Regions from separate parts of the Mus musculus genome. Here all the other regions are linked to region 1. Evidence: chromatin loops called from intact Hi-C (ENCODE). Cell type or tissue: left cerebral cortex. All regions are shown on one strand.

What was found. Peaks named below come from ENCODE experiments on the same cell type or tissue, not always from the same donor. Only the 100,000 strongest peaks of a DNase experiment are listed, where the experiment ranks them.
Region 2: it touches region 1 in a loop (2.6-fold over the local background); 2 of 42 quality-filtered maps call a loop at or near these places.
Region 3: a loop joins it to region 1, with 1.9 times the contacts of the local background. A loop is called at or near these places in 2 of 42 quality-filtered maps.
Region 4: it touches region 1 in a loop (2.7-fold over the local background); 2 of 42 quality-filtered maps call a loop at or near these places.

The regions. Positions count from the first base shown.
Region 1 is chr8:90,345,376-90,353,375 of GRCm38, reverse strand. It overlaps Tox3 (TOX high mobility group box family member 3), which reads left to right and starts at 5,124. Exons shown (of 7, transcript NM_172913.3): 1 at 5,124-5,513. The coding sequence starts at 5,427. In left cerebral cortex, CTCF peaks have their summits at 3,044 and 5,372; DNase peaks (open chromatin) are centred at 4,700, 5,039, 5,234, 5,546 and 1 more place; H3K4me3 peaks cover 2,497 bases; H3K27ac peaks cover 1,500 bases.
Region 2 is chr8:90,532,063-90,540,062 of GRCm38, reverse strand. Gm39220 (a long non-coding RNA gene) reads left to right here and starts at 4,182. Exons shown (of 3, transcript XR_879076.1): 1 at 4,182-4,320. In left cerebral cortex, no CTCF peak of the experiment used is centred here; DNase peaks (open chromatin) are centred at 3,624 and 4,356.
Region 3 is chr8:90,541,113-90,549,112 of GRCm38, reverse strand. No RefSeq gene overlaps it. Among named protein-coding and RNA genes, the nearest start is that of Gm39220, 9.2 kb to the right of the region's middle. In left cerebral cortex, a CTCF peak has its summit at 3,699; DNase peaks (open chromatin) are centred at 5,418 and 6,223.
Region 4 is chr8:90,790,631-90,798,630 of GRCm38, reverse strand. No RefSeq gene overlaps it. Among named protein-coding and RNA genes, the nearest start is that of Gm19935, 23 kb to the left of the region's middle. In left cerebral cortex, CTCF peaks have their summits at 3,102 (motif pointing left), 4,660 (motif pointing right) and 7,459 (motif pointing left); DNase peaks (open chromatin) are centred at 2,857, 3,068 and 4,691; H3K27ac peaks cover 276 bases.

The DNA of each region.
Region 1 (8,000 bases):
CTTCAGAAAAAAAAATAGAATATGTTTCAGCAAACAGGCAGGGCAGCAGCTTAGGATTTCTGTGAATGGATTTTTTTTTTTTAGGGTAGCTACACTGAAAATTGCACACCTCCTGATCGCATTAAGGGTATTGGCTTCTAAAATAGCTTCATTGAGGAACGACTCAGACCACAAGCAAAGACTTGATGCAGTTCTGCTCTTATTTCTAGGAATTAATTCTCAGTTTAGTACTTTTTGCTCCTAGGTTTTTGGGGTTGTTGATCCATAATTATAGTCTGTCAGAGCCTACCAGTGACTGTATTCTTAGTAAAGGTAACAGTGAATTGGAGAAGTGGTAGTTAGTTTTGGTGTACTCTTCCTGCATCTACTGTACAGAGACCAACATGAACAAAATCTGTCTTAGTAACGCAAGAAATAATCTCATGAACACAACTGAATACATATAATTATTACAAAGGGAAGGCTTACTTTGTTCCATCTGCTCATGTGTCTATATCTTTAGCTGAAGTAAAAATATAAAAATAATTTGCATTTCTAGACTAGAAGTTTTGATTTAGTAAAAACTGAAACAAAAAGTCGCCTGGCCTAGAGGTTTCTTTCAGGCCGTATTGTCCTGTATTTCCTGGTGGAACTCTTGCCCTTAGACAAGTTTTACTTGGGTGTTGTGCTAGTGACTTGTCACTTGGATGTCCCCTCACCACACCCCATGTTAGCCACTGTGAGAACGTTGGTCAGTCTGATTTTACTTGCATGTGATTCCAACTTTGAATGTGAAATGCTGATTCTCTGACAGGAAATTTAAACTTTGTGGCAATGTATGAAGAATTTAGACACTGCTTTATGACTGGAAGCCAAGTTCAGATACAAAACCAACCACCAACCACTTGCCCTTATAATACATTGGCTGTTACTATGGGAATAGAGGGGAAACTGGAGAAGCTCTGGCCTTGTTAATTTCCATTTGGAGCTGCTGCTAATTTGGCTACATTACATACTGCAAACAAGGATCACAATATTTGGATAGGTCTTTTCATCACCCGAACACAAGAGAACTAAGCCATATATAATATTTAATAGTATCTGTCTCATTTGGCTTACATGACTTTCAGAAATTCCTAAAAGTAAGATTTCTGGTTACAACATCCAGCAGGATTCAGTTTAATACACTCCTCTCTGGTTCTTGCTTAACCTGAGGCCACAGAAAGGAAGAAAAAAAAATGGAGAGCTCTGTTAAGATTTAAAGCAGCTTTCATATTTTGTAACATTTACTTATTTTTTTTCTCGTTAAAAATATTCATGGATGAATAGAGACACCAATCTGATAACAACTAATAGTAATGACTCAAGGAGTTTCTTTATGCTCAGAATTTATGTTTTGGCTTCCCATAGACTTCTATGGTCACTTTTTGAAAAGTATGTGTGTTTGTTCACATATGTGTATTTTCATGTGTGTTTGCATGTGGGGTGCAATGTCCATCTGTGTGGAGGGTAAACCTTGGGTGTCTCAGAAGGGTCATCTACCTTTTCTCTGGTAGGGTCTCTCATTGGACTGAGGCTTAGCAATTAGGTTAGACCAACTGGTTAGTAAGCCTCAAGACCTTGTCTCTACCTCCCCAGCTCTGTGGTTACAGGCTTGCCCAACTTTTCATGTGGGCTCTGGGGATTGAACTCAGGTCCTCCTGCTTGCCAGGTAAGTGCTTTGCCCACAGAACCACTCCCACTTAGGCCCTCTGCTGCCCTTCTTAATAAACATTAGCACTATTCAGCATACATTTAAATCACATTTAACATAATTTTTTTTGAAGAAACTTCTTCAGGTTTAAGGCTTGCCTAGTGATAGGAAGCCTTCGGTATGGGATTCAGAAAGGAAAGTCTGGATGATGTCACGTCACAAAGGTCCTCAATGCTTCAGAATCAACTCTAAAACTGTTTGCGCATGGGCCTTATTTATGTCCTCTGGAACTTCTAAAATGAGGTGCCACTACCAACACAATAGAGAGTTTAAAGCTACTCGGTTCTAAATGAAACAGTATAGCTTTGGTGCTCACCCCCACAAAATCCCAAAGACAAAAAGATGCCTAAGGTACAGTCCCCTCCAGGGAGATTATTCCAGTTAAAGGTCCTGTGTAGCCTTAAGTTCCCCCACACCCCCAGCCATGCTGCCTGCCAGGAATATTCCTATGTGAAAGCATTTAATCTTTCTCTCCCCCATCTTTCCCAGCTTCCTTCTGAACTTCCTCTTATCCACTGCAAAGGACGAACCAAGCAAGGTCTGCTGCTCTTGAGATACCAAGCATCTTGCTAGGTGCACCAAACCACCCCATCCCTTGAGTTTCCTTCAAAATATTCTGCAACTCAAAAACTGCAATAGCTGTAACATGACAGGACCTCCATTCAGATGGTTGGATGAGACAGAATCTCTCTCTCTCTCTTTCTCTCTCTCTCTCTCTCTCTCTCTCTCTCTCTCTCTCTCTCTCTCTCTCTCTCCCTCCCTCCCTCCCTCCCTCCCTCCCTCTCTCTCCCTATCCCTCTCCCCTCCCCTCTCTGTGTGTGTACATTTCTGCAGTACAACACATAGTCCCTTCTAAAAACTTTCATGAGTCATGTTGGTGTTTCCTTTCTTATACACAAGTGTATAAACAGTGGCTGGCATATACTGGGTGCTCAAAGACAACTGGTTGAATGTGTGGTGACAGAGTGGAAAGATCACTTGCACAGACTTCCCAAAGGACCAGTGACTTCTCACTCTGATGCCCCAAGCACATGTCTGGTCTCACAGTCCCATTCACCCCTCCCCCAATACTCACACTTTTGCTTACATCGCACTCTAAACTAAAGCGCAGACTTGTGAGTGTAGTCTCCTCTCAAAGGCTTCTGCGTGACAGGCAGAGGCTGTATAGGGAAAAGCAAAAAATCTAAAATAGTGGCCAAGAGTGGTATGGGGTGTGAGCAGGCATTCCTAAACCCAGAGAGTCTAGGGGCAAGGCTCTCACAGTTTCTATGAGTGCAACCCACTAGCTCCTGTAATTCCAGCTTCTGCAGCTAGTGGGATTTCTGCAGCAGAGTATTTATGTGCCAGATTCAGGAGGTCTGATTACAACTTCAGGTTCTCCCTCGGCAACTTTGTTTATACTTTACTTCATCCTCTGTAATCAAGCTCAGATTGCTTGAGATGCAAGGCAGATAGACTGTAAGGTGAGGGAGAGATAGGAGTGTGCAGAGAGAAAAGCTCATCTGCCCGGCCTTTGATGCTTGCTCCCTTTAAGGGTTACCCGGTAGGAATATTCTTTTCTGGTACCCTGGGCCAGCGGTTTCTTCTCTCCCTTGGTCAGACCCTGCACTTTGCCACTATTGTTAGATACTCATAGTGAAACTTAAAAGATGTTCTCTTTCGGGACAACAGGTGGCCACTGCAACCTCTAGTTCTGATTGGTGGAAAGGCCACAGGCGCCCAGTGGCCCAGAGAAAGGGCCTCCACTTCACCGTTTCAAGAACTTACTCAATGGGGTGTTGTCCTGATAACATCTCAGCACACTGCCAATTTGTGCAACCCGCTGGGCCATTAGGGAGCGCCGCTGGGTTGTCAACAGTAAATGGAGACTCAGGAGAGGGGACCAAAGCCTCTTCAGGAGGGGGGAATTAAGAGTCAACCCAGTGACAATGTGGGGAGTTGTTCCTTCTCTGAATACACAGGGCTCTCTTAGGCAGTCCCCTGACAAGTTTCTGCTAAGAACACACACACACACACACACACACACACACACACACACACACACACACACACACACACACACATTTCCACCTAATTGAAGTTTATTTTTCTTGCTTGGTTCCTGAAGTATAGTATTGAGTGAAGGAAGGTACACATAGGTGTTGCAAGCTGGAGAACACTTAGAAATCCGTGCATGTCTGGAAAAGTTCAGGTCCCAGACCAGCGAAGTGATCCAGGCCCCACACCTTTAGAGACTGTCAGTTGAAATAGTTTAACATCTTTCCCTTCTAGTTCAAAGTAGTTCGCAGATAACTGAACCGAGAAAGGGAGATCTCACAGCTCAGCCAACATTTTCTAGCGCCAAGGCTGAAGGCCAAACTTTCAAATTAACTCAGAGCAATAAAGCCAAGGGTGGTGGTGATGGTGGGGGTATGGGGGCGGAGGGTGGGGGGAGAGAAATGTAGATTAAAAGAAAGAGAAAGAAATAAGAGGGTGGGTGGGTGCAGCGTGGGGAAGTTAATCACCCAGAACCTTTTAGGAAAAGAGGGACATTTTCTCTAGGAGAGCAGCGAGTGATCCGCCTAGATCCAGTTACTCAAATGCCTTTCGAAAACAAACAAGAGTAAAGAAAATACAAAGAGACCGGACTTGAGGCTTAACCTGGGAAGCTTCAAGTCTGCTTACTTGTGAAAGGTCAGGCCCTAACACCCCTCTGGTAAAGACCACAGGTGTACATGGGGTTCCGGCTCCTGGCTCAGGAGCCACCTGCACAGGTTAGTTTCTGGGCTGAGTCTATACCGGGGATATCCAAGTAGAAGAGTAAGTAGGGTAGAGGGATTGGGAAACAGGTCCCCCACCAGCAAGAACTGGGACGAGGTGGTAGGGGCAGAAGAGAGGGCTGGGTGAGAAGTGGACGGTTTTGGGATGCTGGGGCCAAGGGAAGCGAGGGTCGCACGGGAGAAGAGTGGGACTCGAGGAGGGACGGTGCTGGCAGCAGCGGGGAGGCCGAGGGAGGCCCGGGAGCGGGGAGAGCGGTGAGGCCGCGGGGACAAAGAGGACCGGGGAGGGAAGGGGTGGGACGGTGAGAGGCCGGGAGAGGAGCGCGCGGTGGCCGGGGCTGCACGGGGCGCGGGGCGGGGCGCGAGCCCGGAGGCGGTCGGCGGCGGAGCGCACCGGCGGGGCGGGCGGCGCGCCAGCTGCCCGCGGTGGGAGGGGCGGAGCGGCAGCGGCGCGGGGAGGGGACCGGCGGCGGCAGGAGGGGGAGCGGCAGGGGAGGGGCCGGGCCCCTTGTCTCCGCGGCTCCTCGGCTCAGTCCGCCCGGGGAGGAGGAGCGGGGCCAGCCGCCGCCGCTGCCGCCGCCGCCGTCCCAGCTTCGCCGCGCACCTGAGCTCGCCGGCCGTCCCGGGCCCACGCGCTGCGCCCCGCGCCCCGGGCGCCCGGCCCGCGCGCAGCCAGCTTCGGTGTCCCGGTGGGGCGCGTCCCTCGGGCCGCCTCCCGCTCTCCCGCGGCTCGCGTGGCCGCGCCTTTGTGTGCTGCAGCCGCAGCTCCCGGGCTCGTCGGCGGCCCCCGCGCGACGCCCCTACAGTCCCACGGCCCGTGCGCTGTCCCCGGGCGCCCCCGGCCGGGCGTCCTCGACGGTGGATCGTACGGCCGCGAGGAGGCGGGTAGCGGCCCCGGCGAGTTCCAGCCCCGGCCCCCAGCCCCCGGCCCCGGCATGGATGTGAGGTTCTACCCCGCGGCGGCCGGGGACCCAGCCGGCCTGGACTTCGCGCAGTGCCTGGGGTACTACGGCTACAGCAAGGTGACCGGGCCGGGGGCGGGGGCCACCTCTCCATCCCGGGCGCGTCCCTCGTCCCGCCTAGCCTGCTGCACTTTCTTTCTGATCTTTCCTTCCCACCCGCTGGCTTCTCGGTGCGCCTTAGTCTCCGACCAACTCTTTTCGTCTTCTCTTTACGTGCCCTTTCTACCCACCTTTTTGTCCCTCTGCTGGCGCTCCCTCTGCCCTCCTGGTCCCCTCCCCCGCTCCCCCTAAAAGCTGTGTGAAGCGCAGTCCCGGGACTGAGCCGAGACTGGCGTGTGATTCTTTGTTGATGTTATTAGTAAACTCGATTGCAACACCCCTACTATGTGTGCATGGGGGTGGGGGGACACGCTACGTAGGGGGTCCCCGATCTCGTGGGCCAGAGATTCCATACCTTCGCAGCCCATCTCACCTCACCCACCCAGTCAGGAGCTGGTCCCCGGGAGCTTGGAGAAGATGAACAAACTTTATAGAGTGTGGCTGGGTCTGGGGTCTGGATCTGGGAAGCCTGAAGTTGCAGGATCCCAGCAGGTGCCTCTTACTTCCCCTGCTCTAGGGCGCTTTGGTCTACTAGACCAAGATGCTCGCCTCTTCCGAGTTAAGGCAGTGGGCTTTCGTATTTTATTTTATTTTGCGGAGGAGGGCGGGTTAAGTTTTTTTTCTTTCATGGAGATCAGAGTTGCAGCTCCACATCATGCCTCAGGGTCACCCCATCTTCCTCACCTCTTGCCGCACAAACTTACAGGAGTAAGCGATTCAGGTGGTCATAGGTGGACCTTGGACGCAGTCAGTGGGCTTCCCGGATCCGGTTGTCTACCTTGCCTACTGCTCCCACCACAGAGCTTTGCGACATAACCCTGAGGGCGATATTCAGAGAAAGAGTCCTGCGCCTTTTGATTGTGTGTGTGTGTGTTGTGTGTGTGTGTGTGTGTGTGTGTGTGTTTCCCCTTCCCCCTGCTCCTCCCTCCTCTCCGACTTTTCTTTCAAATCCTAGTTTGTTTATGATTGCTTGGATAACGGAGGAGGAAATACAGAGGCAGCCAAAAGAAAGGTGCAATACAAAACTAATGAATAAATAACAGGAAGAGGAGGGATTGTATCTAGCGCCGGGATAGTTGACTGTGCCCCTGGCTGATGGAGGTCTGTTCTTCATTGTTTATTCTCTTTTCCCAACTCCAGTGCTAAAGTTTGCAAAGACCACTGCAGTCTCACTGCCTCACTTCCCTGTCGTGGTGGGCAGCCCTGGGCCAGGCACCCAGGACCCTTCCAGTAACTCTAGGATGGAGGGGTGTTTTTAGTCCAGTGGTGATAGTGACCATTCACACTCTTCCAAAGCTGGGAGGAATGCCTTAAGCATCGAAAGGAAGGCTAGCAAAGGCCGAAGGCTGTATGTAGCCCGAGTAAAGGATCGGTTTCTGTCGTCTGATTTTGGATTTACTCAGGTTATTAAATGCTTTAAAAAGTCCCCCATGTATGCTCAGTCAGGGACTTAGGCAGCCTAATTAAGTATGTAGTGTTTCTGAGAATCCGCCTAATTGTTCCAGTGGGGTATTACTTATCTCCTCAGAGCTGAGCCTGTGTACGCAGCCCTTCTGTAAACTGGGCATGCTCTTATTTTTGGAAACCATTACCTTGTCTAATGTAACTACTTCTTTCTCTGATTTAAGATCCGCAACACTCGAATGGCATCCAAATAGAAACCTATTGTATTAAGCCAGCCTCTGCCATGCATGGCAAATCTCTGTTCACTGGGATCCCAAGGGTTTCAAGGGTCTGAGGAAATTGTGAGTGGTGTGTGTGTGTGTGTGTGTGTGTGTGTGTGTGTGTGTGTGTGTGTGTGTGTGTATCTCCTTTCATTTTCTGAGAAGGTTTATTTTTGAGTCAATTTAAACTCAGAAACTTATTTCAGGGAAGGTCTATAAAGCTTGAAACCAGACAGTGTTTGTCTAGATGCCCGGTCAACTTTGGCAGTGGGGAGAAGCAAGATCATTTGGAGTCTCCTTCTGAATCCTGTGATGGCCCTGAAATAACTTGCTTTAATAATTCAGCAGTCTGATGGTAGGTAGGAAGGTCTGTGGGGACCCAACTTGTAAAACTTGGAACCAGCACTTAGCATTAGGAGGGGTCAAATTGTCCTCATTGTAAGGTGTGTTTGCCTTTGCTTGTTTACAGGTAAAAATGGAAGTACCTTTAGACTGAGCCATAACACAAATATAGTATTTGTATATTCTTAATTTCTGGAGTGAAAAAAAAAGAGGACAGTTTTATTCCCCCATAATTTATCTTTGTGCAGAGAATGTAACAGAAGAGGAAGTAGTAACTTGATGAGTTCAGAACAGCAAAAGCTAATTACAGGTTGACAGCATTTGCTTCCCAGCTAACTTGCACCTCAAGTGGTGCTTGTTGCTGCTCAGGGTAGATTTATTGAAGACGTAAACCAGCATACAAAGACACGCGTTGGTTTCATCTGAAAGTACCTGGACGTAT
Region 2 (8,000 bases), 190 kb before region 1:
GAAGTCCTGTTACATGTAATGACATGGATAAGTCTTGATGATGTTACACCAGCCCCATGAGGACAAACATTAAATTCCACGCATATGAGGTGTCTAACTAACAAGGAAGTGCAGTACTGACTAACAGGGGCTAGAGGCCAGAGGTAAGGGAGGAAGAAATCAGTAGCCATTGCCTAATGGATATAGATGTTCAGTTCTGCAGGATAAAAAGTCCCGGGGAATTGCTGATGGCAGTCTGAATGTAGTAATGAGCTAGATACTTGACAATCGTTAAGATGATAAACTTCTATTGTGTGTGTGTGTTTACCATGATTAAAGAAGGAAAAAGGAATTCTGGGATGGACACAAGAGATGAACAGTCTCCTGGAGATCTGGGCCAGTTCTGCAGAAGAATTCCTGTGATGGCAAAGGAGTGAAGGCTCACTCAGGAGATGACGAGTAAGCAAATGCCAAGCTAAGTAATAGCCATAAAAGGTCCAGCTCTCAGTCAAAGTCACCCACTAACTGCATTTAAACTGGCCCTTGTTTGTCCTTCCATCCTTTGTAGAGCTAGGCAGTTTGACCTCTTTGTGGTCCACATGGCCCCCAGGTTTTGCCCGGGGCCCCAGACACATCTGTGTTGTCTCTGGTCTCATACTGTTCAAGCTTTGGGAACTTTTCTCATTCAGAAGGGCCATATATATATTTTAAAAATGGTGCTTGATATTAGAACATGAACATAATTATTCTGTCCCTAATTACACTGAAAGTCAGGAAGCAGATAATTTAGAAGTTATTATATGTTTCACACTACCACCGGATGCGAGTCACACGGCGATGCTTAGGATGCCAAAGAAAAGAACACAAAATGAACAAAGCAGCAGATTAAACACGGCCCAGAGTGTGTGTGTGTGTGTGGGGGGGGTTGGTGTAGGATGGAGATGCACTAACTTGCTTACTAATTTGAACTAATTGGCCCTATTCCTTTATTTTCAAGCTTGGATGGTGGCAGGTTGGTATGGATCAAGTAGAGATGCCTAGGATCACTTTAAGGATGAGAGTCTGGGAAGCCATGTGGGTCTTGTTCATTCTAAGTCATCAGTTGGTTAGGAACAATACCCTGGGATTCATTTTTATATAGTGTCTGCATCACAAAGGATATTTACCGCCCCCTCCCCCAGTATTAAAATTTCTCTACTTAACGATAACTTACAACAGTTTGCTTTTGTTTCTGGAGACTAAAACACAGGGATAGAGCAGAGTGAATTCAGTGATGTTCTAAAAATTGTTCATATCTTGCTAGCCTATAGCGCCCTTTTGGTAAATTTTGTATATTTTAAGTCACACACTCTTCGCTTGCGTGATGTGCAACATTTCTTCTGACAATAGGCAATGGCTATTTTAAGTATAGATTTCAGAGTTCTTTCCAGTGAAACCACTGATATAAATCTCAGACACTTCACCAAAATTTGTCAAGTATCCAGCTTTTATGCAGCACACGCAACAGTATCTAGATTCCATGGAGACACCGTGCATCCATGTGCACTATTCTGCTCCACCTTCTCTGAGAAGAAGATGGAATTGTACCTGTAAAATGCTTGTGTCTCTTTTTCCCTCACCATTGGCCTCTACATCACACACAATCACACCTAGATGATTTGCTAAGTGTGGTGTAAGAAGCCACATCTCTAGACACTGGCAGCCATCTTGGGGACAGCCACCGTGGGATCTGCTGTGATTGGTAGGACTTCCTGCACTGGATCTTGCTGGGAACTTATGCTCTGATGTATAGACATTTGCGTTAGCTTCACTATTTTTTTTGGGGGGGGGAGCGATGTGCAGTAGACCTTGCTTCTGTAACGTAAAATTGTGTCATGATTCCATGTTGCAAATGGCATGTCACAGACACAGAGATGGTCTCCATTATCTTTAAAAACAACAAACAAAACAAAACAAAACAGAGGCTTAAAAACAAAACCAACCAACCAACCAACCAACCAAACAAACAAACAAACAAATAAGATCCCAAAATAGTATAGTAATCCTGTCAACTCTGTATGTAGACTAGGCTGGCTTTGAACTCACCAAATCCACCTGGCTCTGCCTCAGGAGTGCTGGGATTAAGGGTGTGTACTATCACACCTGCTTTATTACCTTTGAAATATCATCAGTATCTGGTCGAGTAACCGAATATCCCCAACCATATTATACTGCCCATAACTGCAGAAAAATCTTGCCTCAGTCTTGAAATTACTCAAATGTAGATCGAATCAACTGTCTTTGACTAATTAATTCATCTGTATCTTATTTGTGCTGCTTGTATTTCTGCACTGTTGGCACCAACTTAAGTCTTCTGTAGTATAGATCTGGCATGCATACACCTCCCTTCTTGCTACTGCTGCTTTAGAGTTAGTTTTCAATAGCTGTTGATGTCAGTCACTAAGACAGTAACTCCCATGAGGGCAAAGATTCCATTTATCTAGTTCCCATGATTCCTTGCACCTAGAATTCTACTCATCTGGCCTCTGCCAAAAAATATTTGTGGTATGAATGAATGAATGAATGTAGCCTGACTTACATATTTGGGGAAATGTTGACTATGTGGAAATACTCCCTATAGAAAGTAGTTACCATTGCCCTTTCCAGGTAACATGAGCCACAATAGAGTAATTAGTCCCACATTCGTCTACTCATCATTGCACTCTGCTCTGTATTGTCTGTTTCCTTAGGGAAGTTTTCTATCTGCTTACCTCCTGATCTCCCCTGCATTATTCCCTAGACTCTGGACTCCTTGTAAACTATTGTTTCAATCTCAAGTTCAGGAGGGATAACCAATGGAGTCTTGTAGAGACCCTAAGTGTGTATTTAGCGCTCCTCCATACCTCATCAGTGCTGTGGGCTGTAGAGCAGGAGAAATGAAGTCCTTAGAGTTCAGGGTTGAGCTCAAACTCTATTTGCGTTCTGAAACAAAGAACAGGTCTGTGCTTCATTGTGATGGTATCATAGGAAGTAAAGCACTGTAGCTTATGTTACTTGGAGTTGATTTAAATTTTTATGAACCCAATACCTCTGAAAGGCAATAATCAAAACGAAGGCACAGTAATTATTTTCATTTGAAAACATCAGAATGAGACCTCATTACATTCTGGTGAGTGTCTCAAGAGCCGGGGTGGGCAGGCATCTCGGTTCCATTTTGAAAATAAATTTCTTCAACTATTCAGCCAAGTCATGGAAAGAAGTAAGTACTAAGCCAGAGGTGACAATTTTCAATCACTTTTCCCCATCCTTTTAATTAAGGATGTCTTAGGATGGCGGAGTGTGCCGGAACATACATATGTATCTATCATAAACAAGACGTATTTTTCAGAAATGGATTTAGGTTTTGGCACCAACTTGATAGGAGATCAAAGCACTAGTTAGCATCAGAAGGATTTAGATACATTTGTCATAGGCAGCTGTTATGCTAATCCCATTTATGCAGTTGTCAGCTGATAGGCTCTGATGAGCCAGCTGAGTGGGAAAATCATTATTCTATCCCTATTGTGGTAAGTGTTATTTATTACTGTCAAATGGTATTAATGTTTGATTCAGAGATGGGCAATGGGCACCATCTACATGAAGTTCACCCATTCATGGTCATCTGCAACAAAAGGCATCGCTGAATTCCAGCCAAACGAACTTCATTTCTGGGTGAAAAAAGAATAATGGATTTAATTTGCATATGTTTTAAAAGGGTAATGAAGTAATATAATGTTTATCTTGGTTGAAGAGTGGTAATTTTCCTTGGCGGGACTCCAGCCTTGTTGGAGCCATTGTGAGGCGTTTATGTTGGGTTGGTATGGAAGGACTTTTCAAAGCAGCAGGTGCATTGGGGGTGGGGGTGGGGGCAAGATGATTTATTCATTAGGCCAAAAAATGAGCAGTCTGGACATCTATTTTTTTCTTCATCTTCCTCAGAAATATACTTGTGACTAAATCCCCTCGTTTCCCCATGATGGTGATAGCCCCTGATTTTCACATTCTTTTTGTGGCCTTTGACAGTTTAATTATGTGAAATTCCTAACCTGTCACTCTCCTCGTCTCTGCTTCCCCTTTTGTTATGATTGGATTTACTCTACCCTCTCCATCCACATGGCTATCTGGTGTTTTGGAATGGGGTATTGCTTTCTAGTTATGGTAAAGTGAGGAGAGGAGATGGTTCAGGGTGGTAACGGGAGGCGGCAGGCTTATTCTTAAGCATTTTGTTCAATTAACTGCTCAGCTGAGCTCGAATTCTTACAAATGATTCCCCTCTGTTTGGAGACTTGCAGAGAGCCATTCCCCTTCCATACAGCTGCATTGGTGAGTGCTGCTTTGGGTTATTTTTCTTGTGTTAAAAATACAGATAACCTAATTATAGCGCCTCCCTGTTCCCAAACGCCTTGCTTAATGACTCATTAGTGCAGTGAGAACACTTTCCATCGCTTCCTAAATAATATCTCATTTCTAAGGACTTCATCTTCTTTTTTTTCAATTTTTTTTCCTCTCTGAAAAAAAAATTAGCTTGACTCAACATATTCAGGAGACTTTGGATTTTGCTGATTGTCCCTATTTCTGTAAGGAACCGGACACTTTTCAGGACCTAGCTTCGTATTTCTTTTAGAGTCGGTAAAAATGGGACCAGATGCGTTGGTTAAGTGGGAGCAAGATATGGGTCACAGTTTTCAGAAAATCATTTGTGTTGGTTATTGATGTGATAAAGACCACGACCAAATGCAATTCAAGAGGGCTTATCTTAGCTTGTTTGTCCACATCATAGTCCCTCCTGAAGGTAAATCAGGGCGGAAACTAAAGCAGGAACTCGGAGGCAAGAATTGAACCAGAGGTCGGGGCAGAATGCTTCTTACTGACTTGTTCTCCGTGGCTTGCTCAGCCTGATTTCTTATACCACCCATGCTCACCTACCCAGGGGTGGCTGCCCAAAGTAGACTGGGTATCCCCCACATCAATCATTAATCAAGAAAATGCTCCCTAGACTTGCCTACAGGTCAATGTGATGAAAGGTCTTTTCTCTGTTGAGGCTCCCTCTTCCCAAATGACTCTGGCTTGGGTGACAAAAAAATACCAGTAAGGAGCCCATGAACTTGAAGCCCATGAACTGCTTTCCTTCTCAGTCTACATGGAGGCACCTTCATAGGCATCGAGAATCTTTCATTTTGTGACTCAATCTACCATCTATCCTGAGGACAGCTTAATGCTAGGTACAGCATTTATTCATTTACAGCAGTAGACTCATGAGTCTAGTTGCACAGTGTTGACAAACTTACTCTCTAGAGGGTTGGATAGTATCCAAGGTTTTTTGGGCCAGCTGGCCTGTGGTGGAACTATGTAAGTTCTGATGTTAAATGTAAGACCAGTCAAACCTATACATGAGTAAATCTTTGTTCAAGGACATTGAACTTTGAACTTCATATGAGCTTCACAGGTCATGAAATAATATTTTCTCTTTTCATTTTCCCTCCAACCAATTAAAAACATGAAACATACCCTTACCTCCAAGACCATGCAGACACAGTGGCTGGATTTGAACCAAGCTCCCTCCAGGATCTCACCTCTCTGGCTTCACTCCCTGTTCTTGCTCCCGTTCACTGTTCTGCATCCTTGTGCTTCTCTTCTGTTCAGTGCACATGGTGGCACTGTTCCTGCCTTGGCTCCTGTATCTTGCTGTTCCTTCTTCCCAGTTCACTCTTTACCACTCCCAGATGTTCCCACAGTTGGTTTTCTTCTCATAAATTGTTTGGGCACAAAGTACAATGCTACTTATTCATGGGGTCTTCACACTGCCCTCTGCACCAGTGGGCAGCAAGATAATCGTGTCCTCATAGTTGTTTGTTTATAAATAAATATTTGTCTTCCGGATGTTAAGTTCTGTGAGACCAAAGTAATTTACGCTCTTCCTGAGCCTGGCTTTTTGTTGTGTAGCATTGCTGCTAGTACATTGAAAAGGTCACTCTTAGCTTACCGACTAAAGAGGACTGTGGTCAGAGGGTGTGGGATGCAGAAGAGCGACAAACAGAAGATATGCCCTGGCGTTCTGGAAGCCATTTTGCCATTACTCTCCTAAATCAGAATCACGAAGTAAGAAAGCAAAGATATTTAAACACAAAGAGCCACGCCACAGGCACCACTTTCCGGAAGCTACAGGGGCTTGAGGTCATGAGAACCTCTGTAGGCACCTTCAGGTAATGTAAACTTTGCACTGAGTGCTGGGTCTGCAGAGAGGATAGAGGAGAATTGGCCGCAGTACAGGGCTGTAGGTGCTGAAGCAATGGGCAAGGGCCAACAACGTCTGAGGATCCATATGGCGGCTTCGTTTAAGAGTGGATCTCTTCTTGTGGCAAGAGATGTGAGGCTCTGAGTGCTTAAGTCTGTGGGGAGCAGGTAATGGATGGGCTTGCGTTGAATGCTTGATCCACTTTCCCTATCCACAACCTTAGCAAGTCAGATCCTAAGAGCATTCTCCCCCCAACCCCCCCCACCCCCCCCCCCCACCCCCAGCAACTGGAGTTAGTAACTGGGCTTGACAAACCTCTCTGTGACTCTGTCTTGAAGTAGGTCTGTCTATGGCTGGACTTTCTGACCTACCACACTCCAGTCTCTTGAAAACATGGCGCTCTTTCCCACTTTCTGTGAGCTGCTCCCTACTTCTTCGTTTTGGACAGCGTAGCACTGTGGGTTCCGTGCGGGGCTCGAACTTTTCAGCCTCTGCTTTCACAGGGCTGGGATAAAATATTTTCTCATTAGTTAATTTATGTATTCATTTTACATCACAATCGCTGCCCTGCCTCTCCGTTCCTCCCTCACACAGTTCCTCCCTCTGTATCTTCTCCCTTTCTCTTCTGAGAGGGTGGATTCCTTCCCCTCCCAGTATCCTCCTACCCTTGCACCTTAAGTCTCTGCAGGGCTATGTGCATCCTCTCCCACTTAGGCCAGACAAGGCAGCCCAACTAGGGGAACAGATTCCACTGAAAGGCAACGGCTTTAAGGATAGCTCCCACTCCAGTTGTTGGGGGACCCTCATGAAGACCAAGCTGCACGTCTTCTACACGTGTTGGGGCCGTAGGTCCAGCCTGTGTATACTCTTTGGTTGATGACTCAGTGTCTGAGGCAAGGGTCCAGGTTAGTTGATTCTCTTGGTCTTCTTGTGGAGTTCCTATCCCCTTCAGACCCTCTCAGATTAAATGGTTTTATATTTTATTCATTACCCTTTGGCTGTCCCTAGCAAAAGGAAGGTAGGCTAATGGGTGAAATGGACACTTTGTTATCTGGGGTAAATGAGAGAGAGTGCCAGTTCCCCAGGAAGAAGCTGCAGTTCACTGTTCCTCAGTTTCCCTCTAAAGGAGAAGAGGAGAGGAAGCTGTGTTGGCAAACTCACAGTGAGTTTTTGTTATTGTTATTTTGTTTGTGTTATGTTTTTCTTTTATTCTTTTTCTTTCTTGAGAAATGGGAAACCAGGATTTGTAAACATTGTAAAAATCAATTTTACATTTTGAAAACGTGTATAAGCTGGAGTGGACAGCCAGATCTGACCTGTACTTTTGCTTCCTTGGTCTAACCTGCTCCTCTTCTTCTACTAGAATTCCCTCAAGGAACGCTTCTTTCTTTGTGCATTCCCTATTCCTTGCAAATCATGTGGCTACATGTGGGCTATAATTATGGCTGGACTCCTCAGAGACTCCAATCAGATAATTAACTCCTGGTGGATAAGGATTAGAGTCAGACTGCTTAGCCCATGCTGTTTGGACTCTGGGCTCAGCTGAAGTTCATGGAACTCATCACTCTGGTAGATGAGAGCATGGCGTTGTCAAGGAAACGTTGCAGCATTCCCTTCCATGAAACTTGACTTTTGTTTTGAGAAAACCTTGGCTTCTTCTGGACAACCTATATGCTCATGTACATGTGTATTAATGCACACGGGCACATGCATGGTTTTTGCATTGCATCTGAGGGTGATCTTTGCTTCTTTTTTGCTTCTTTTACAG
Region 3 (8,000 bases), 200 kb before region 1:
ACCCCTTTACATGCCTATCATAATAGTAGACAGTATTTGTGGTTACTTGGCCTGAGCTAGGCATTATGTATGTCTCATCTCATATCTTATCCGAATTATCCTCAAAGAAGGGATGCTTCCAGCAACACCTACACTTTTGATAGCAAACCCAATCTTCTTGGATATAGGCAGCTAGGCCAAGGTCATATGGGTTAGAGCTGAACCAGTTGCTCATATGGCTCCCAGCATTTCTGTATTCTCAAATAACATAGAGTTTTTGGAAAATGCTAAAACAGTTCTATGTACTTCTGGATAAAGTAGGCTGATTCCATGGAACAGGATGCTAGCACGGTCAATCTGAGTGAGACTAGTTCTAGGTTTTCTTTTCCTGCAAGTTGGCCAGCCCATTCTTGCCCCTCTTGCTGCTGGTCTCTTTGTCTACATAGCTTCACATTTGCCTTCCTGTATATATTTTAAAGTCTAGACTCCGCAGATGAGAGGAAGCACTAGATTCATCTTTGCTTCCCCCACCTCCTCCATTCTCCTTCCCACAAGTCTCCACCTCCCCCCACGTAGTCCTATGCTGCTTGCCTGGCTCATACATGCATTGTCTAGATTTTGCACGCGTGCCTCATATTCTCAAGTAGAAAACAACTACCCATGAAGGTCAACTCCCCAATGGTTATTCTCTCTACCAAAGTGCCAATCCCATCGGGAAGGAACATGTACGTTTGAAAATCTGAAAACATAAAGAAAGAGGAAATCAGGGAGCCTGAAAAGTCTGAACTGTATCCATTGCACCAGACTCTGAGAGGACAAACCTCCTTTTGGGAAGACAGAATTACTAGTTTTCTCTGTTTGCTCCACCTAATTAGCCTAACCCTCAAAAGAGTCTGTCTAGGGCAGCTAAAACTTTAGGAAGACAAAAAAGCACAAAGGCTCATTTTGATGAAAAGATTGAACTCCAAATGGTTGTTTGGGGACCTAGCTTAGACTTCTGGCTGGAATTCAAGATGCTATGCTTTTGCCTTACATATTTAATATCGTGCTCCACTTCCCAAGTCTTCTTTGATGGATTTTTTTTATTTGGGTGTCTAGGTATTTCTTCCTCCTCTAAATGCTTATTTCTCTACACAGATACACGTGGGAGGATATTTAATTAGTATTGAAAATGTTTTGAGCGTGTTAAGTAGATTCTAAGTGGTAAGTATCATGATCTTTAAATGCTACAATAAGCATTTAATACATGTCTAATTCACTGATGAGTGCTAGGAATGTCTTTGACAAATTCTTAATAAACTGCTCAAAAGAGCCCCTTAGAAAGCATCATTTCACACCACATAACTCTACCTCTGATATTTTTCAACCTTCTCTGTCTGCAGAAATAGGAAATTCTCTTGAACATTTTTCTTAACTGTTTCTGATTTACAGGCTCTGGCAGAAACTCCCAGGGACTTGTTGCAATATACTGTAAATGAAATCTGCTAGCTCTACAATCTGAAAAGTGAAGGTTGTGGTCTCTAAGTTTTCAAAAGCAGCCCATTTCACCTAGACAGTGAGTTATGGGATCCATAAGTACACAGAAAGCGTGAGTCCTCTTCTTGGCATGTGTCTTCAAGGGAAAAGCTGCATGCATCTTTCTAAGACTCTCACAGTGCACATGTCATCTGGAGGGCATTAGTACAAGATTTGCGGCAATTTAGTTCATTGCTGGTGTTAAGGGCAGCAGTGCTTTTTAGCATCAAAAGGACTCAATAAATTCTGCCTATGCCCAGATCTCAAACTTTGCAATTAAATTTGAGCGTAAGTGAAAGATATTTTGAAAATTAATTATATTTTAAAAGACATTAATTTAAGGAAGTCTATGGCAGTAGATCAACTCTTAAATTATTTGAATGTGGGAAAGAATAACACTGAGTTTGGCAGGATCATTTATTTCCTATTACATGCCCCAAGCTAGATGTTCTAACCACAAGTTTTGATAGTAAGCATTTAATTTCAGTGTTCTTTATCTGCAGCAAAATATTTGAAAAGAAGAAAGATACTTAAATTATGGAAAAGGAGAGACAGAGAGGTTACGTACATTGAACATGCTCATAACTGATAATGAGGGTATACAGCTTACTTGGTCAAAATGTAGCCTTTTGATTTTTGAATAATTTTAGATTTATAGAAAATTTACTACAATAATACAAATTCTCATATATGCAAAACTTTCTCCCACAAATGCTAATCTACCAGATAACAAACTTTGTATTTGTTGAAATTAAGAAATTAGAAACTCCAGACTTTAGTTTGATTTCATCTGGCTACCTTTTCTTTTACTAGTGCTTTTTCCTGACCCAGGATCTTATTCAAGGTATTATATTGTTGCTGGGGATATAGCTCAGTGGCAAAGTGCTTGGCCAGCATGCTTAAGTTGTAGGCTCAAACTTGTGCCCGGACAAAATACTAACCAACCAAATAAAAACAAGATACTGTATCACACTTAGTTGTTATATCCCCTTTCTGGTTTCCTTTCTTTCTTTCTTTCTTTCTTTCTTTCTTTCTTTCTTTCTTTCTTTCTTTCTTTCTTTCTTTCTTTCTTTCTTTCTTTCTTTCTTTCTTTTTTTAAAAGATTTATTTATTTTATATATGTGAGGACACTGTCACTATCTTCAGACACACCAGAAGAGGGCATCGGATCCCATTACAGATGGTTGTGAGCTACCATGAAGTTGCTGGGAATTGGACTCAGGACCTCTGGAAGAGCAGTCAGAGCTCTTAACCATTGAGACATCTCTCCAGCCCCCCTTTCTGTTTTCTGATATGTAAGAGTTTCACATCTTTCTACTTTCTTTTTGGTGACAGCTTTGAAGTTTACTATTGTGGTATTTTGTTTTGTTTTCTCATGATTACACTGGAGTTATGGGTGTTGGAGAAAAATATCACAAAAGTGAAATGTTTTTCTGGTGTCACGTGTAATCCCACTGTCATATCACCAGTCTTTCAGTGTAGCTTGTTATCTGCAATGTTGACCTCCTGCCAGGTTTCTAAGATCACATTTTGGATCAGTGAAGGAGTGAAACTATTAATTAGTGCTGTATGCTGTGAGCATAGGTTTAGCTAATAGTGACTCAGCAGTTGTTTGACATCCTTGATTTTTACCTAAAGTCACCACTTTTTGTAGACAAAGAAACAGGTTCAGTTTGCAGAGCTTTGTAGCACTGTATTTGTGGTCTAGTCATTATCGTTAAAAAGTTAAACCAAAGAATTTTATGAGTACATAGAATATATACAAGGATCCTTTTGTTTTTCTCAACTAATAGACTGGAAGCTTATTGGTCCTTAGGTGATATTTAAGAAATTTCAACCAGTAGATGTCTCAACAGGTCAAGTGCTTACTTGCAAGCTTGATGACCTGAATTCAGTCCCTGGGACCCACACAATGGAAAGGAGAACTGACTCTAGCAATTGGTCCTCTGATCTCGACATGTGTTTCACAGCATGTTCAAAATGCAAAGGCTGCAAAATAAACACCTAACCACAGATACAGAAGAATCAGCGAGGTTGAGCAAAATCCTCAGATGCCCGGATTATCACCATTATTGCCTCAAGCACGGGGACCTGAGGTTGAAGACCCATCTCCGAATCTTTAATATCCTAAAACCCTGCTTGTATCTGCTGACATCCTTATTAAGTCACAAAAGCTGAAGTACCTACAAGCCACCTATAGGAGACCACAAAATGAGTCCTTTTCAATACAGAGCCTCATGAAAGAAAGTTTTCTATCCCACTAAACCATGTTTAGTTTTTATGGATTGTTTTCCCACAAATTGTAGGCTTTCAAAAATCTACTCATGTGAGAATTGTAGGTAGGTAGTTCTCATGCTTTGATTTAATCGGGGATCTGTGTTTACTGACACAAAAGGTCCTTGCCCTCAACTGGTTTTTGATCTATCAGTAAAGGTGTTAATAGCCAATGGCTGAGCATGGGAGTTGTATGGGTAGGATGCAAGGAGAATCAGAGATGGGGAAGAAAGGGACAGAGTAGCCACAGGAGAAAAGCCAACCACCATGTGGCTTCTTCCCCAACTGGTCAAGGGAAGGTTTAGGTATCCCCAGACATTTAAGTTAGCCAAGACATTTTAAGAATAATTGGTGTGTGTGTGTGTGTGTGTGTATGTGTGTGTGTGTGTGTGTGTGTGTGTGTGTGTGTGTGTGTGTGTGTGTGTGTGTGTTTTCTATTCATGGATCTGAGATAGCCCCTGGACAGATGCATGCATGGGACCAGCCAAGAACACAAAGCGGTATAGGCCAAACTACATGCTACAAAGAACAATGTAGAAAGTAACAGCCATTTATTTATTGTTTGCTGGCTTCACATCAGCAAATGAAACATCCATGATTCCAGACCAAGTGCAGCTTATAACCTGGTACAAGGAGACAGTGCAAAATAAATCAAAATAATTGTGCAAAGCATTGGAGAGCATGGTAATGAAGAAGCCCAGGGAAGACTTAGTGGAGAAAGAGATGTCATACTGAGAAGATTATTTGTGAAATGTCCAATCAGAGAGGTCTATTTGTACATAGGCCTTAAGAGAAAAGAACTGGAAAACACATAAAGCTGGATTTTAGCAGCCAGTGGAGCAGAGTGCTGGATCCTACCTGTATCCATGAGATACTTTTTCAGCAACCCTGAGTCCAGGATGGCTTTTTCTGGCATACTACATCATCAGACTGGGCATGTGTGGTGGTTTCAATATGCTTGGCCCAGGGAATGGCATTATTAGGAGGTGTGGTCTTGTAGAAGTAGGTGTATCACAGTGGGAGGTGGGCTTGGAGACCCTCCTCCTAGTTGACTGGAAGTCAGGCTTATTCTGACTGGCTTTGGATCAAGATGTAGAACTCTCAGCTCCTTCAGCACCATGTCTGCCCACACACTGCCATGCTTCCTGCCTTGATGATAACAGACTGAACCTCTGAAAGTGTAAGCCAGCCCCTATTAAATGTTGTCCCTTATAAGAATTGCCTTGGTCATGCTGTCTCTTCACAGCAATGGAAACCCTAACTAAGACAACATGGCAAGATTGTGGGAGTCCATGAGTTTCTGTGAATGGGGGCTATCCTTCAGTGGGATAACTCAAGGCAGGCTGAGTACTTTTTGCTGTATACCAGGAGACCTCTGTGGGATCAAACTTTGATTGCTCATCGTGACAAGCTCCTCAATAACACACTCTATCCTGGTTTCCTTCCATTGTCACCTCCTCATTCCCTTATTAGTTTCTTCTCACTCAAATGTCTTGGACTCAAATCCTTGTCTCCAACTCTTATTGGGATGAATCGAGTCTGAAACAGATGGGAAAGGATGAAGGAAGCTGTATAGGAAAAGCTAGAACCCTGGGTGGGCGAGGCTTTGGCAGGCTTGGAGTTTGGTTTCATTGTAAGGCTCAGACACAAGTACAGGCTTCTAGAAAGGAACGACTTGACTGACCTTAGTCTTCAAAGGGATGCTCGAAAACCAGGCTACCGGGATCTAGAAGACATCCCAGTGACAAGATGTGTGAACTCTTTAAACAAACAAGATCCACAGAATTAGTCATCTGCTCATGGCCACACAGTAGACCAGATCTGCCTCTACTGCTCACTGTCTTGTGACCATGCTCTCCTAATATCCAGGACTCAGTAAAGGCTCCCCCCCCCATATGTTTATGGTGGCTTTGATAACAGCATAGAGCAATTTCAACCAACCCAGAATTGTCTAAGGAGTGCAAAGAGAATTTTGAATTCAACATTGCGCTGTAGAGGAATGCACCAGATAATTACCATAACATGTTAGACAGCTGAAATTGTAGGAGAGAGAAGCAGTTAAGACACTGGCCTAGTTATTAAGTGTTAAAGACACCGAGGGGGTTTTTTGCTTCATTGTTAAGTACCAGGATAGGGCATGCTAACCGTTTGCAAATATTTGTAAAGGTGCAGAAAGAGAGTAGAGAGAGAAATTACTTAGCTTTAGAACTGTAAGGGAAGCTTGAAGTAATGAGGCGGAACAAAAAGGGAAATAGTATTAGCTGGAGAGTGGGAAGCAGGGTCTCTGGGACGAGAACCAGTCAATTGTATTTACACACAAACCCAATTGTCTCTGCGAGCCTTATGCAATGTTTGGGAGGAAAAAAAAAACCCACGGTGTTCGAAAGCTTGATGGCAGCCAAGTCTCCTGCATGTCTTGAAGCTATTTTCTCGTATCCTCCCACTTTTCAGACACATTTACTGTGTATGTGAAACACAATTATTTTACAGCAGTAGGATGTGTCGTGCAGTTTGATGTTTTTCTGACTAAGCCAAATTTCTCTCTCATGAAGCAGAGTGGCTAAATAATTGGACTACAGACCAACTGTTCTCTAATTATACCCCTCCCCGGGTGTGCAGCATCAAACGAGAATGCATTACCATCGGTAATGACTTTTACAGTTTTTAACATTTGGAAAAATTTGTACTCTGTGTGTGTGTGTGTGTGTGTGTGTGTGTGTGTGTTGGGTGGGGGTGTATTGAGAATTGATCCCAGAACCTTGCACATGCTAAGCAAGCATCCCATCACCGAGTCACATCCCGCCTTAGCCCCTCTAATATTTGCATAATTTTGAACTTCAAAGCAGCCACACAACTGAATAGGAACTTGAAGATACATTTTTCTGCTGTGGCCTTGGACAGTTGCACTTACAAAGAAACAACAAAAATGAATGAAAGCAGACCCTGGCCTCTGTTTTATATCAATGTTACCAGTTGATCCTGAAGTAGCTATTGTTGAGTATGATTCTTTGCTAATCAAGATCTTTTTTTAAAAATTTGTTTGGATCACTCAGGTCCAGCAGGAACCATTTCATAGCCTGCTAGAGTAACTGCAACTCACCCACCAAAGGAAAGCTACTGTCAGTCCTTATCATGGGGTAGGACCTCTGAGGACAGAATGCTACAGATTGGGCTACAGGAGTTCCGACTTGCTGGCTGGCCCCCTTCTCTGTGTTGTTTGAAGTGTCATCATTGAAAATAACTTCTTAGCGCACTGTTTGCTTTGTCTTCCATTAGGAGCCAGCCAAATAGCAGCCATAATTATGCCTCCTCGAGATGATGTTGGTTTGATGGAGGGCTGGGCTGAAAATTTCGTCTGCATTATCATCTGAAAAAGGCACAGAAAGAGCCCTGTCTTCAAATCACAGAGCGAACCCCGGACCCAAGCGATTCTAAATGAACCAACAAAGTGCAAAAAAGACAAGCATTCGCATTTGACCGCAGATCCATCAGAATATCACTTTGATGAAGTCAAACACATTTATCATTGGCACCAGGAACGACTTTTCAGATCTTCTTGGTTAGGGCTGTTGTAGTTGTAAGGGGCAGAGGTCCATACAAGCTAGCATGAATAAGAAAAGGAATTTATTGCAAGAGTATGAGTGTATGTTTGAAATCCTTGGTGGGCTGGGACAGGAAAAAATACCACCAACCCAGGTACCTGGCTTTTCTGCCTTTCTCTGTCACTCCCTGGAGGGAAATTAGCTCTCCTTCCTTCTTAGTGTTGACCTCACTGCCTCTGTTTCTAACCACCTCATGTAGCCACAGCAGCACTTGGCAGTTATAATTCAGCTAAATTCTGGAGCTGATGGGGCCAGTCTGATGAGCTCAGTTGTCTTGAACAGACAAGTTTGTGATTTCAATATGGTTGTCAGGCATTGAGCCTAAGGGATTGTGTAGATTCCAAAGAGTTTGCTACACTTACTGTCAGGTGATAGCTCATGGATTCATTCATTCATTCAACAAGTATTTATTTGAGTGTCACGTGTTAGGCATTGTGGGTAGGAGATAAAAGAAAGATGTACTGAAGAACAAAGCAGACATGATCTTTGTCCTCACAGAACAATCTAGAGTCAAGATATAAAAAGTAACTGAGTGGGATATTAAAAGGTAAGAGGGGGTGGAGAGATTGCCCAGATGTTAAAAACACTGCCTGCTCTTTCAGAGATCCTGAGTTCAATTCCCAGCAACCA
Region 4 (8,000 bases), 450 kb before region 1:
CTGTCCTGGAATTTGTTTTGTAGACCAGGCTGGCCTTGAACTCAGAGATCCTCCTGCCTCTGCCTCCCTAGTGCTAGGATCAAAGGTGTGCACTACTACTGTCCAGCAGAACCTCATTGTCTCATCAGTTACATTTTGTATACCTTTATATGTATATTAGTCAGCTTTCTGCGACTGTGATACAATATCTAAGGAAATCAGGGAATGACAACCTGGTAGGATGAGACAGGAGGGCCTTAAGTTTAAGTTTTGGGCTACAAAGTCATCAGGTTTCTATTCCTGGACAAAACATCATGACCAAGAAGCAAGTTGGGGAGGAAAGGGTTTATTCAGCTTACACTTCCATATTGCTGTTCATCACCAAGGAAGCAAGGAAGTCAAGACTGGAACTCAAGCAGGTCAGGAAACAGGAGCTGATGCAGAGGCCATGGAGGGATGTTCTTTACTGGCTTGCTTCCCCTGGCTTGCTCAGCCTGCTTTCTTATAGAACCAAGATTACCAGCCCAGAGATGGTCCCACCCACAAGGGGCCTTTCCCCCTTGATCACTAACTGAGGAGATGCCCCACAGCTGGATCTCATGGAGGCATTTCCCCAACTGAAGCTCCTTTCTCTGTGATAACTCCAGCCTGTGTCAAGTTGACACAAAACTAGCCAGTACAAAAGTGAAACCTTGTATCAAGTGAGAAATGATATAGACTTATTTTGGTCCATAGTTTCAGAGGTTTTAGCACCTGCTCAGCTTTTGTTTCCGGGGCTGTGGTGAGGCAGAATGCAAAGGGCAGAGGTGCTCACTTTGTGCAGCCAGTAGGAGGAAGAGAGAGGAGTTCAAGGAGAGGGAGTGCCAGGTACTTACATACTATCTCCAGTGGGCTATGACCGTCAACTAGAGTATGCCTAAGATTGCATGACCCTCCAGTAGTCCCACCAGCTGGAGACCAAGCCTTCAATGTATAAGCCTTGGGGAAAATATTGCAGAATAAACTACAACATGTGTAAATACAATAAGGCTATATAAGAATAGGGTTGTTTTGAAGAATAAATGAAACAACAAAAAGTTTATTGCATAGAGTAGAAAATAAAATATGGCCATTGTTATAGTCATTATATAAGTATAAATGAATATATTTGTGCCTCTCTCTCTCTCTTTCTCTCTCTCCCTAAGACAGGCTCTCACTATGTACCCCTAGAAGCCTGGAACTCACTATGTAGACCAAGTTGGCCTTGAATTCACAAAGTTCTGCTTGCTTTTGCCCCCCTCCCACTCCCAAGTGCTGGGATTAAAGGGCGATGCCACCACTCCTGGATTTGATTTTTAGTGTTTCATATGGCCTAGGCTAGCCTCAAACTTCCTAGGTGGCTGAAGATGGCCTTGAACACCTAAACTTCCTGTCTCATCTCTCAAATTCTGCCATTGTGGCTGTCTTATAAATGTATATTTTTGTCAGGATATATCCCCAGGCATATTAAAAGGATAGTATTAGATAGATGGTCAAGTGAGTTTGGCCATATATGGTCCATAGAATGTAAGGAGGTTCATTAGCAAATTTTTGATATTTAATGTCTATGTATATACTTTGAAGTTCTAAGAGGTTCGACAAACCACAGGTGGCTTTCCAACCTTTTAAAATCCTGATATCAAACAGCACTTAAATTTCTGTATTCTTTAGGAGGCAGTGTTCCAAGGAAATCACTCTGGGAAAGACTGGCTAGATGGTTTCTATTGATTCCTCTTTGCCTTTCTGGCTCTTTGACTTTGCTGCTCAGGGACTCCAAGAACTTTCTCTTCTTCAGTTACTCACAGTACTTTATTTCCTTCCTGTCTTTTTTAGTTTTAGACAGTCTTCCTCCGTACAGCAGGCTAGCCTGGAACTTACTCTCCTTCTGTTGTCACTTCCAAAGTGCTGAGATGAAGCCCACTGTCCTTTCTGTCTCAAAGCCCTTTTGTGTTAAGGTCTGTGACTTACAGGGAGAAATATTTCCTGTGGTTCATGGATGAGACAACAGGACAGTGGGTTTCCTTTCTTCAGACCTGAACAGTTTTACTGTCATGTCCCAGGTGAATGTGGTTTCTAGGTTCCAGTTGTTTTGTTTTGTTTGTTTTTTTAACTTTCAGAAAAAGTTTACTTTGTCAAGGTCAGAAAAGCAGGTCAGAAATGGAATCTTCTGCCAAGCTTGGTGTTCTGTAATCCTACCACTTGGAAAGACTTAAGGCAGGAGGATTATAAACTTGAGGCCAGGAAGGCAAGAGAAACATACAAACTCCCCAGAGACACAAACTCTTTAAGTCAAGAGGAACATTGTGGTTTTTGTGCCTCCTGTGTGGTCAGCTCTGAGAATGAACTGGCTAAATCCTTGTTGGATTTTCAACTGGCAGAAGTAAGGCAGGGTCCTACCCAGAGACCAGAGGACGAGCTCCAGTCTAACTTCTCGAAGGAGAAAAGCTTAAATCTGTGCCTGATAATTACGAAGGGCTGAAAATGTGTGTATCCATGTGAGGATGCGTGTGTTTTTGAAACAAGGTCTCTAGCTCAAGCTTCCTTATATATCCAAGGATGAACTTGAGCTAGGTTTCCCTGCCTCCATCTCTCCTAAGCACGGTATTCCAGGCACCTGCCGTCACGCCTGGATTATTTACTGCACAAATGAGTACAGTGACCTGGCTCTTGTAGCCCATTATCCTGAATTTGTTCATAACCACCCTGGTACTTTTCTTATTTTCCACCCCTGAAATCTGCTCCTCTGTTCCCTGCCCCAGGAACTGACTCCAACACCCATCTGTTTATTCAAACAAGAATCTAAAAACATCCCTGACGCATCCCTCTCCTCTCTGAGCTGGCTGCTGTGTGCAAGCCAACAGGAAGCCAACACTCTCTACAATGTGACTCTTCTTTTTCTGCTACAGTCAGAGCGGCCATGACACCATCACCTCGCACCAGAATTGCGTTACTAATGGCTTTGACCTGCTCTCCTCTGATGCTATGGTCCAGTTTCAAACCCTCTTCCACCTGCCGGTAGTGGGGCTTTTTCAAAACAGAGATCTAATCTTGATCAAAGTACAACAAAACAGAAAACAGGCTCACTGCTCTTTGGCACCACCTAGGGGACAGAATGGAACAGAGGCAAGGGATGGTGGGGGTGGGGTGCGGTGGGGAGAAGGAAGTGTGGGCGGGGCTGGCCCTGCTTCCTCCAGGGGCAGGGTAAAAAGAGTGAAAGGCTGTAGGGTTTTTAGTTTCTTCCGGGCTGGACATATTTGTATACACAGCTCCCTGTCCTCCACGCAGGTCTTTGATGGCTGGGGTCTGAGGGTTTCCAGCACCCTGGGCGCTGTTTCAAAACTTCAACTATCTGGTGGAGAGTCAGGCAGGAGAATTTACCTTCTTGGAGGTAACATCTGCCTGCAGGTTTAGAGCAGATTTAGGAGCACAGAACAGTCACTAGAGGGAGGAAAAGGCAAGCGAACAATTCAGGCTTTCTTAGGTCTCCAGGAGGCTTCTCCTGGAGCCACACACTGGAATCACCCAGGGAGACCTTAAAAACCAGAGATGCTCATCCTAGCCCTAATGATCTTGCTGGCTGAGGTTTTGACTAGATGGTCCCAAGGGGCAGCCAGGGTTTACAACCGGAAGCAAAGAAGGAAGGAGAAAGGAAGAAGAGTGAGGAAGGGAAGACAGGAAGAAGGAGGGGGCTAGGAAGGGAGAGAGGAAAGGGAGAATGAACGGTTCATCTTAATAAAGACAAAGATTCACACGAAGACCACCGTGTAGTCCTCCCGTCTGTATTCCCACCATCCCAGGCTCCAGTGTTTGACATTCCAGCCACACAGCTCTATGTTCCCTTCTTCAAGCTCATCCTACTCTCCCTGGACACAGAAGTTTTGACTTGCTAACTCCCTGGCTTTTTGCCATCATAGCTCTGGTCCCTCACCCTTCATATTTTCACTCTCACTTTCCCAGGATGCCTTTCAGGACGCTCTAGGGCATCCCCTGTATCCTCTGCAGCACCATCAACTGCACTGAACATTTGACTAGAACTTTTACTCTTAGTCGTTCTAGCTAGGGCTTCATGAACATAAAAGCTACATTTTAACTTATTATTTATATATAATATGTTAATATAATAACATGTAATAAGTTTATAAAATATACTTAAAATGGAACACGCACACACACACACACACACACACACTTAAAATAGAACACACACACACACACACACACACACACACACACACACACACACACACACACACACACACACACACACACATACACACACACTAGGTTTTCCTTCTAAAGTCCAAGCTAGCCTAGAACTAGCTATATAGACCAAACTGGCCTTGAACTTGTGATTCTCCTGAAGAGGGCCTAGCTTGTGGGATTGGCATCTGGTACATGAATGCACAGGTAAGTTTATTATTATTGTGCTGGGGGAATAAAACCTGGGATCTTGTGTATGCTGGGTAAGGAAGTGCTCTATCACTTAACTATAAGTCCAGCCTTAAGGTATCTTAAAGCTACATATAGAAATAGATATGTCGAATACATATAAAGCTAGATGAAGTTCCACTGAGCATTGGATACATTTGCAAGAATTTTCTTTACAGGTTTTGTATTTTAAAACTCAGTAGCAAAAAAATGGTGTGGAAAGATCAGCATGGGGAGTGACCACTAGAGGGCAGGAGAGGCAAAGAGATGCAGGCCAGCCTGGCAGCCCTGAGCATGGATGTCTTGCACATTCTCAGAGCAGGGATTTTGGGGCCATGGAGAAAACTCTGGAATCCAGAAGCCAAAGATGTCTCCTTTGTAATCCCTCGTGTCGTGTGCAGAGAGACAGCTTGTTGTCACCTTCCTTAACTGTGCTGAGCAGACACAGCCAGGATAGCAAGCATGAGCCATTTTAGGAACACTCAGGAATGTCAAGAAGACGCTCGTCCTAGAAGTTGCATAGACTGGCTCTCAAGAACAGGCAAAAACTGAGGATTCAGAGCTATCTATAGTCTGAAGCTGGGGGCCTACTTCCTTTCTCCCGTGTCAAATTGTGCTCAATGCCCCTCCCACCTCCCCCTCCCTTCCTCCCTTGGCACTGGGGATCAAACCCAGGGCCTTGTGCATGTCAGGCATATTCAGTTGCTGAGCTGCATTCCTCCCTGCTATTTTATTTTCCAGACACAGTCTTGCTATGTTATGTAGTCCAGGTTGGTCTGGAACTCTTGCATCAGCTTCAGGTTCCAAATTTGAGGATTGCAGGCAGAGTGCCCTTCTGTGATCAGCTCGGCATACGATGACTGAAGCAATGGATCTGAGAGATCATGGACCAAACTCTCTGGAACTGGCAACTGACAATAAGCCAAAGTAAGTCCTCCTCTTCCTCCTCCTCCTCTTCCTCCTCTCCTCCTCTTCCCTTCCTCCTCTTCCCTTCCTCCTCCTCCTCCTCTCCCTCCTCCTCCTCCTCTCCCTCCTCTTCCTCCTCTTCCTCCTCCTCCTCCCCACCTCCTGTCAACTTGGCACAAGCTGGAGTTATCACAGAGAAAGGAGCCTCTCTTGAGGAAATGCCTCCTTGAGATCCAGCTGTAAGGCATTTTCTCAATTAGTGATCAAGCGGGGAGGGCCCATTGTGGGTGGTGCCATCACTGCACTGGTAGTCTTGGGTTCTATAAGAAAGCAAGCTGATGAAAGGACCCAGATATAGCTCTCTCTTGTGAGACTATGCCGGGGCCTAGCAAACACAGAAGTGGATGCTCACAGTCAGCTATTGGATGGATCACAGGGCCCCCAGTGGAGGAGCTAGAGAAAGTACCCAAGGAGCTAAAGGGGTCTGCAACCCTATAGGTAGAACAACAATATAAACTAACCAGTACCCCCCAGAGCCCGTGTCTCTAGCTGCATATGTATCAGAAGATGGCCTAGTCGGCCATCATTGGAAAGAGAGGCCCATTGGTCTTGCAAACTTTAGATGCTTCAGTACAGGGGAACGCCAGGGCCAAGAAGTGGGAGTGGGTGGGTAGGGGAGTGGGGGGGGGGAGGGTATGGGGGACTTTTGGGCTAGCATTGGAAATGTAAATGAGGAAAATACCTAATAAAAAAATTAAAAAAAAAAAAAAGAAAGCAAGCTGAGCAAGCCAGGGGAAACAAGCCAGTAAGAAACATCCCTCCATGGCCTCTGCATCGGCTCCTGCTTTCTGACCTGCTTGAGTTCCAGCCCTGGCTTCCTTTGTGATGAACAGCAATGTGGAAGTGTAAGCTGAATAAACCCTTTCCTCCCCAACTTGTTTCTTGGTTATGATTTTTTTTTTCAGGAACAAAAACCTGGACTACGACACCCCTCAAGGTAATGAGTCTTTGATCTGAGAATTTGATGTCCTGGGTACTGACTCCTGTACTGACTCCTGGGGCCAGCCTCCCTCCTCTGATTAGCCCTTCAGGATGAGGAGGAAAGCTCTTGGCAATCTCTAAGGTTCTTTTGTATCTGTTCACCGTGGACCATGGCTATGCAGTGCTTGGCAAACCAGTGGTGAGCAGGGCCTGTTGGTTCTACAAAACCATGAAGCAGGAGGCATAGGCCAGAAGACCAAGAGCAGTGGTTCTCAACCTTCCTAATGCAGAGACCCTTTAATACAGCTCTTCATGTTGTGGTGACCCCAGCCATACAATTACTTTTGTTGCTACTTCGTAACTGTAATTTGGTTGCTGTCATAAATCAGGTTGAGATCCAGAGTGTAAGTCCTGCCTGAGTCATAGAGCAAGATGCTGTTTTACTGCCCACTCCCACCCCCAGGAATAAAACAAACAAGCAAACCAACAAGCCTGTAGGTGCCTGGTGCAGCCTTGGTGGCATATTTAAATGCTCTGTGGCTGAGTGTGGTGGCACCCAGTGGTATCCCAGCACTTGGGAATGCAGATGCAGGAGAGTTGCTTATTCAAGGCTATCCTGGACTATACAGTGAGAGTTAGCTAAGAGAGAGAGAGAGGGAGAGAGAGAGAGAGAGAGAGAGAGAGAGGGAAAGAGAGAGAGAGAGAGAGAGAGAGAGAGAGAGAGAGAGAGAGAGAGAGAGAGAGAGAGAGAGAGAGAGAGAGGAAAACTTCCATACTTTCCACAAATTACTTCACTGCAAATCCTGAATTAAGAATCTGCCTTCAGTGCCGGGCGTGGTGGCCCATGCCTTCAATTCCAGCAATTGGGAGGCAGAGACAGGCAAATTTCTAAGTTCAAGGCCAGCCTGGTCTACATTGTGAGTTCCAGGACAGCCAGGGCTACACAGAGAAACCCTGTCTCGAAAAAACCAAAAACCAAAAAAAAAAAAAAAAAAAAAAAAGAATCTGCGGGGGTGGGTGGGAGGGGCTGGAGAGATGGCTCAGTGGTTAAGACTGCTCTTCCAGTGGTCCTGAGTTCGATTCCCAGCAACCACATGGTGGCTCACAACCATCTGTAATGGGATCTGATGCCCTCTTCTGGTGTGTCTGAAGACAGCAACAGCATACTCACATACTTAAAATAAATAAATAAATCTGAAAAAGAGGAAAGAAAGAATCTGTGTTCAGGGCTTGGTTGTGGCTTGGTGTTATGTGACAAGACTTTTTTTGGAGACACAGAACACACATATCTATTTACTCCAAATAGGGAGCCTATGACAGACCAAAGTAGAGATACCATCCAACTTGATGAACCAATGAGTTTTACTAGAGTTGTGTTGCCACAGTTCATTAACCCGCTCTACTCTCCCTGGCAACAGCAGCAGCAGCAGCAGCAGCAGCAGCAGCAGCAGCAGCAGCAGCAGCAGCAGCAGCAGCAGCAGCAGCTCAAGTTCCTCCCTACCCACCCCAAAGCTATGGATTCTCAAGTGAAAGACACACACACACACACACACACACACACACACACACACACACACACACAGCCTTATATTTAATATACCTTAAACAGCTCAATGGCTGGCTGGGCCACTTCACTCCTCCACTTTGCTAGCACATTCCCCCCTCTGATATTCCAAACTTATTACTTA